Regions from separate parts of the Mus musculus genome. Here region 1 is linked to region 2. Evidence: chromatin contacts called from ENCODE Hi-C data. All regions are on one chromosome and are shown on one strand. The core of a region is the stretch at or near the end of the contact, and the rest is flanking DNA. Distances in the headings are between cores, read along the strand shown.

What was found. A loop is a pair of places that touch in the nucleus more often than their neighbours do.
Region 1: a map of heart shows a loop between it and region 2 (2.7-fold over the local background). The contact joins the promoter of Lysmd4 here to the promoter of Mef2a in region 2. A Hi-C loop is called at or near these places in 2 of 37 maps with a recorded cell type or tissue (heart and left cerebral cortex).

Annotation. Positions count from the first base shown.
Region 1 is chr7:67,220,487-67,223,903 of GRCm38, reverse strand. Lysmd4 (LysM, putative peptidoglycan-binding, domain containing 4) reads right to left here and starts at 1,360. Exons shown (of 3, transcript NM_175215.4): 1 at 1,275-1,360; 2 at 13-295. The coding sequence starts at 285. 1700112J16Rik (RIKEN cDNA 1700112J16 gene) reads left to right here and starts at 1,446. Exons shown (of 3, transcript NR_131044.1): 1 at 1,446-1,660.
Region 2 is chr7:67,371,399-67,375,303 of GRCm38, reverse strand. Mef2a (myocyte enhancer factor 2A) reads left to right here and starts at 2,446. Exons shown (of 11, transcript NM_001291195.1): 1 at 2,446-2,591.

The DNA of each region.
Region 1 (3,417 bases), core at 111-2,610, 150 kb after region 2:
AGGTCAGCTTACTTTGCAGCCATACTGGAGAGCCAGCTTGTTGAGGCTGTCTTCCTGAGCCAGCTCCCGCTGCAGCAGAACCATGGTGCCTGCTCCTGGCCGTTGGCTGCTGTTCTTCTGGTGCTCCTTGCCCCGGGGTCGTAACACCACCTGATGTGACTCTTCCTCAGAGGAGTCCCCAGAGTCCCCGCTGCCATTGTTGAACATGTAAACGTGGCTGTTTGGAGTCCTGCAGACAGCAGCTGGACCTTGGAAGCTCTTGGCTAACACTTCCTTCTGCCTCATTTTCTCTTAACTGAAAATCAGACCTGGAGTTAATTCCACACAAATGCTATTCATTTTCCTCTGGCTTCCTAAAGAGGACTGTCTCGTTAGTAACTTCCTAATATTGCCAATATCAAACAAACAGCATCAGGACAGAAGGACATCCTCACACCTGTCCACCTGATACTGACACAGAATAAGATCATACTTTCCCTAAGTGCTTACTGTGTGCAAAAAAGATTCCCCACCCTTCTTCCCCACCCCCAGCTGTGCTTCCCCTAGCCCACAGAAGAAACCACTGTGTCTCAGCACTGTGTGAGGTGACAACTGTTCTCAGCTCTCTGACACTGAGAATCTTACACTTAGAATCTTTGGACAAAAACCTCATTAGGCATCCCAAGGTGTCTTCAGGGGAAAGGACAGAAGCTGGGAACAACCATAGTTCTCTTATTTTGACCCTGGCTGACGTGACCTAATTGATGAGCAATGGAAAAACCTATCAAATTTCAATTTGTCCGTTTCTCACAGTCATTCTGGACTCATTTCACCCCCACGGTCCCCTTATTGCCACCTGGAGTCAAACGCCAGAGCCACAACCAACCTTTCCCTTCCAAATGGCTGGAATGAGACTCCAGGCATTCCTGGCGGTCCCTTCTGCATGGCCCTTTAAGGGAACAGCCAACCTCAGGTATCTCCCTCTGGTCTCAAATTCTGAGCCCCTGGCACCCGGGGCGGCCAAAAGAGGCCTCAGTTTCCCTCCAATGACAGGTGGGCTGTCATTAAGCAGGAGACAAAACAAATTTCAGACGTCCCCGCCCCTGGGCCTAAACAGGCCCGGCCCCAACTTTCCAAAGAATACACATCCTGCCACTCCCGCAAGCCGGCACCAGCCCTCTGTGGACACAGGCACTGGCCCTGGATTGGCAGCCCTCCACTGAGCCCACAGTGACAGGGCCAGAAGCCCTGGCCCCCCAAGTCAACCCAGCAGACCCTGCTCCAGGTTCGGGTACCTCGCTCCCAGGCTTCACCGCCACCGCGCCCGCCGATTGGCTGCAAAAAGCAGGTCTTCCGGGGGCGGGGACTAAGAGCCAACCAATGACTTCAGAGGAGGGCGGGCCCTGGCAGAGCCGGGAGGTGCTGAGAGGTCAGAATGAGGGCGGGCCCTGATGGGCGGGGCTCCAGCGTGGACCCTGGACTTGTGCTCCTATGTCATTTATCCCAGCTGTTCCCGGTTTCCCCTTCTGAGCCAGGTATCTTGGCCTCCTCGGTGGCCACAGCTTTCTGCTAAGCCTCGGTCTTCTTCCCGGCAGGAGAGACCTTTGACCCATGTGCGTCCTGATCCGTGGCCAGGAGCGTACCCAGTACGGCGGTGCGCCACTCGAGAGGCCTGACCCAGGTAGCCTCAACCTGAATCTTCGACCCAGTATCCTTTGAGGGGCCGAATGGTTGCCAGCCCCTGCCCAGAGATAAACAGAAGTCCAGGGATGTGAAATGTTGCCCTGACAACACAGACCAGAATTGGATAAAGGAGAATATGTATCATCTGGCCAGCCAGAGCGTCCCTGCTATTTGGAAAAGGGCGGAGAACCTGTGGCATTGTTTTGTAACCAAGATTAAAATCCTTAATGGAGTAAGACTCATCCAATGAATAAGGAAGAAACTAAGTGTCGTGGGCAGGCATTACACCAAAGAATGCAGATGGCTGGCCGCTGAACCAAGGTGCTAAGCCTGTCTGGGAATCAACATTGAAACAAGAGCCCAGAAATTCTTCCTATGATTTAGAATAAAACTAAAAGTCTTACTCTAAATGTCTAAGGCCAGGAAAGCACCAGGTCATGGCCCTCTCTGCTAGCCACAGGACTCTTCTTTCTGGCTTTAAACATCTGTTTAAACATTTGTTTACTTTGCCCCCCAACCCAGGAGGTGAGCCTCGCTAATATACCCAGCACATGTGTTTCCCACTGAGGTATTTGTGGTTTGTGACAGTTTACAGGCTTGGATGAGGCTGCCTGAGAAGTATGAACGCTATGTCCCACCTATCAGAGTGGGCCAGGTGCCCAGCCACATGAACAGGTCCACTGATCTGATCCCAAGTTAGTGGAGACCCACCCCATCACCAGAGGTATCCACTCGGATATCCTTCAACCCTTGTCAAACATGTTGTCCCCTCCCAAGTCCAGCCTTCTCCTGGGATAGAGGATGCAAGGTAGCAGGGGCCAACTATTTAGCTTTCTGAATATGGCTCTGAACTCCAGGGCTAAGCAGAACTGCCATGGAATGTCGAAAGTTTTGTCTTTTAATTTTTTATTTCTTTTAAAGAGTCTAAGCCAAGCCCTTCACAAGGGCACTGACCCAGTCCCCTCTTTAAGGCTCCACCTTAAAAGCTCACTTCAGAGGGTAGGGTTTCAACAGGAAGGAAAGGGGACACAAGTCAGTCTATGGCAAGCCTGAATATGAATTCCTTTCGTGGAAAATGAATGTTTATGCTTCTCATTGTAGCCAGCTTTCCCCTCTTACCTCATGAGCTGTGTGTGCTGAACACTCACCAGGGATCATCCCAGCAACATTTGGTCTTCAGACTAGCAGGGATTATATCAGATCCCAGTCTATAGAGGAGAATACTCAAGTGTGAAGACAGCAGTGTGAGGTGTGTGCCTAGATGGCAGCCCCAGCCCCCCCAGACCTACACCACGCCTCCACCTTGACTTGGTTTTCCTTTTATGGAACTGTGGGAATGAGTCTGAGGCACTTTGTCAAAGCAGCTGAAACTGATGGAGCCTGGGCCCTAACAGGAACGTCTAGAGTGCCCAGCCTTATTCTACACAGCGACAAGTTTGTCAGGTGACCTTTAATCCTCCTTGAATTCATTTATATCACAGTCATCCTCAGGGCTGAGGATGGGGAAGTTCCTGGAGACAGGAACCTGTTGGACAGGGTGAGCTGTGTTAAGTGGATGTCAACTGGAGTCACATCCCTTCAGACATCCTTGGGGAGTGCGGTGCCTTCTGGGTTGGACTGTTTTAGAGGTTTCCCACGGGCCATCAAAAGGTTTCTTTTGGCCACTCACTCTCTGCCTGCTGCAAGTCAGGGCTGACTGAAGGTCCTTACTTTAGAATAGCTGGGTTTTCCCAGAGCCATACCCACATTCTTGTC
Region 2 (3,905 bases), core at 1,197-3,696:
GAAGAAGTCCTTTTCAAGGTCACCAAGAGAGAAGCTGTATCGTGTTTTAAGCTGGATCCTTGCTGTGACCTGGCAGCCTCTTTGTAGAAAGAAGGGCTGTTCTTCACTCAGGCCCAGTGCCAGAGCAATGCTGAGTCCCTGCAGCCCGCTCACTGGGGCTTTAAGGAGGCCAGACAGAATAGGAGGACAACGTGCTGCTCCTCAGTCGTTCCTTTGGAGTCAGCAGCACACAGCCATGCTGGGCATATGGTCCACGCCAAGCTGAGCACTGGGAAGTTGCTGGGCACTGGACTTCAGGTGCAGATGCTTCAACGCCTTCCCCCAAACACTTATTTTAACTATAAGTAACAGTTGAGTGTGCTTTGGTAATATATCTTCCAACAGCTGTCTTCTCTTCCTTCCCCTCCTTCTTCCCTCTCTCTTTTTATCCTCTGATCACTCCTAATTCTTAGGCAATGATATTGTGATGCAGATGCTGAGAAAAAGGGTTCTCTCTAAAACTGTGCAAACAGCCTTTTCCCTTGGCTGCACTTATGGCCAAGTCCTCTGCCTGGCTTCTAGGGTGACCAAAAGCATTAGGCGATGGGATGGGTGGACAGGCTGGAGTTGAGTCTCCTGTGTTCCAGGAGGACTGCAAACAGAAGGCAGGGATGGGGGAGCTATGAGAGAGTCAAATGTCTTCTGAAACAATTTGTCCTCTTTGTCCTTCCCTCTCTCTCAGGGTGAAAAGCTGGTGAGAAGGGCCTAGTCTTCACTCTCCTTTACCTTTAGTTTTAGTGGAAATCACCAGAACAGCCATTCTCTTGGAGTAGAACAGTTGAATACAGCTGCTGCGGCTTCTGGTGGGATAACACTCGTGCCTTTCCTCATACCTTGCTGCTTTACACCAGAATTAGTGTGTTTTAAAATCCTCCCTGCAGCCTGGGCACAGGCCTTTTCCTCTCAAAGGGCCTGACAGGCTAGAGGGGAAGATAACAGCTCCCTGCCACCCCCCTCCACCAAACTCCCCTGAACACTGAAGCGAGGCCCTGAGTAGAAGCCCTGGGCTTATTTTCCAGTGTCTGGTAATCTCGTATCTCTGTACTGCCTTTGTGTCAGCCTCTCTCCAGCACATTGCCTTGTTGTCCTTGAGGGAGGAAGCCAGAGAGCCTCCAGCTTCCTTTGTAACTTCCCAGTTCCTCCGCACATCTGCTCACCCACCCCCAAAGACTTGTTTTAAAGCCCTAACCACAGAATTGAGCCTCTCATTTTCGAATGAGGGTTTGTGCCCATTGCATGGGCAGCTCTGGGTTCGGATACCAGCCATCACATTCTTATTACCTCTACAGCGGTAGCAACTTTTGGGGGTGAGGACCAGCAGAGAGTCACCCCCATAAGCCTTCTCTGGACAAAATCAGTAAGTTAACAAAATACAAGTGCTGTCTCAAAGACATCTTTTCCCCTCAGAAAAATCAGTTCGTCGAGTAGTTAGGAATTCAGATCCTTATGGCCCTTCTCTGACGCTGTGTGACCCTGCGTGGTCAGAGTGGTTCTCAGTTTTCCTTTCTTATCTGCCGAATGGGAACAGAAAATGAGGTGAACTTCACTGCGATGTGAGTACTAAGTGAGATACAGTTTACCACTAATCCATACTAGCTAGTATTAGTAGCCCAAATAGGCAGGTTGCCTCATTCTCAAGGTGTTTCTGCTTTCCAAGCCCCTGCTGGGATTGGGTGGCCAGGGACAGCATCCAACTGCTGGCCCGGCGGGGGTGACCCAGCAGCTGTCCAGGCCTGGACACAGGTGTGGCCCCGACCACAGTGAGGGCGTGGCGAGCCGAGGTTTGGGCAGGCCCGGCGCACACGAGGGCGGGGAGCTGGCCTCGGTCCCGAGCACCGCACAGGGCGTCTGGGCCGTCCCGCCGGGTCGGGCCTCTCGGCTGTGGTCACGGACCAAGCGCGGGGACTAGTCACGCGCCGCGTCACCGGAGCCGTGGGCCCGGGCTGGACCAGGAGGCGGCGGGGGCGCGACGCCACCGGCCCGCCACGCCCAGGCCCTCATCAAGTGACCAGTATCCCTTCCAGGAGAACACGGTCCTTCAAAGAGGGAAGCGCGCTCCAGGCTGCAGCCCCGGCGCCAAGCAGCCGTCATCTCCTTCCTGTGCCGGGTGATCTGTCGCCTCACCCACCCGGAAAAACATAGTCCGCCCCTCTTGTCCTTGTGCCACAGCGCTAGCTGTTGAGAAGGCGCGGCTCTCTCTGACTAGTCCCTCGTCTTGTCCATGACAAACCCTTCAGGACCCACCGAGAGCAGAAATATACCCTAAAAGGAGAGCCCGGGAGAGAAGAAAGAGAGGAAGCCGAGAGGAAGGGAGAGGCGAGGCCCGCGGAGGGACACCAAGACGTCCTCGCAGTGCGCACGCGCGCCGCGAAGAACGAGTTCCGGCCTGGCCGAGGCCTGACTCCTAAAAATAGCCCCGGTGTGGGGATCCGTGCGCGGATGTCCCGGCGAGTCCCGGGCTGAAGGAGGCGGCTCCGGGCGGCGCGGAGTGCTGTGGCGGGCCGGGCCGGGGCTGCGGCGTGTGCGCGCCCGCCGGCAGTAGCGGAGACTCGGTGAGGGGCCGCGGGCGGCGGGGATGTGGCGGCGGCTGGGAAGGGGGTCGGGCCGCGCTGGGAGTGGGGGGCACTACCACGGAGGGGCTGCGAGGCCGAGGAGGGGTGCCCGCGCGGCTCCGGGCGCCGGGGCGAGGCTGGGCGTGGGGCGGCCGGGCCCTCGGGAGAGCGGAGGGGCGCGGCCCCGTGCGGTGGGGGCGGGGTGCCCTGGGGCGAGCCCGGGGGGCTGCGGGCGCGGCGGCGGGGGCCCGCGGGGGGGACTGTCGCGAGCCGCCTCCCTGTGCGCGCCACCTCTGGGGCCCCCAGCCGCGCCGCCCCGCTCCTCCCTGAAAGTTGACGGAGTTCCCAGGGGGCCGCGGAGCCACTCGGTCCATTCCTCCAGCGTCGCGGATCTCGGGGTCTCCCCGCTCCGTAAACCGCCAGTGCGGGGGGCGTCCGGCCCTGTGGTCGCACTTAAAGTTCCCCCACTTCTGCTTCGGGGGGAAGGTTGGTTCACTGGGGCGGGAGGTAGGGGGTCGAACTCTCCCGTGGGGATATCGGCGTTAGGTTGTGTGTCTGGACCTGGCCCGGGCGGTGGCCGGGTTCGAGCACCTGCGGGTGCGGGGAAAAGGTCTTGGGAGTCGGGGCTGCAGAAGGGACCCGCTCCTTGCAATCGGGTAGATCCCGCCTTAGGTCTCAGGGTGAGATGGAAACTTTGCCTTTGGGTTCGATGTCATCTGTTTTTGGGCGGTTGAGGATTAAAGATCAGTGATATTGCAGACAAGTTTGGGAAAGGTGAGCGTTTTCTGAATTAGCATTTCCCCCCTCCCCCTGGAAAAGTGTAACTATCAAATTCTTGCTCACTCGGACCTTAAATAGGTCCCTGAGCTCTGAAGCCCCTGTCATCATGATCCAGAAGGCAACGGAGTGTAGACTGACTACACCGTCGCGCTAACCTGTATGTTTACTGTGAAATTGGGATTCCAGAAATTGAAATTAGAAAGACCTGCTGCGATGTGTTGACAACTATTTTAAAACTAATATTGTATAACAGTTTTCAAGTTTGTAGCGCAGCGCATCGTGTTTCTCTTATGTCTTTCTTGAAACATCCATTACTGTATGACAGTGAGGTTCTGTAAAGCAGTAATTAGGTGTATATTACACAAGAGTACTTTCCCTTTAAGAATCCAGCTGCGTTGTTTTGGCAACTGCTAAGTAGTCTAGTTGTCAGTTTTAAAATCTATGTTACCTTGGCAGTACTTGGACAGTCTGAGGAAAAGGTAAACAAAGTAGTGTGTGTGTGTGTGTGTGTTTTAAAACACACTAAAATGACAT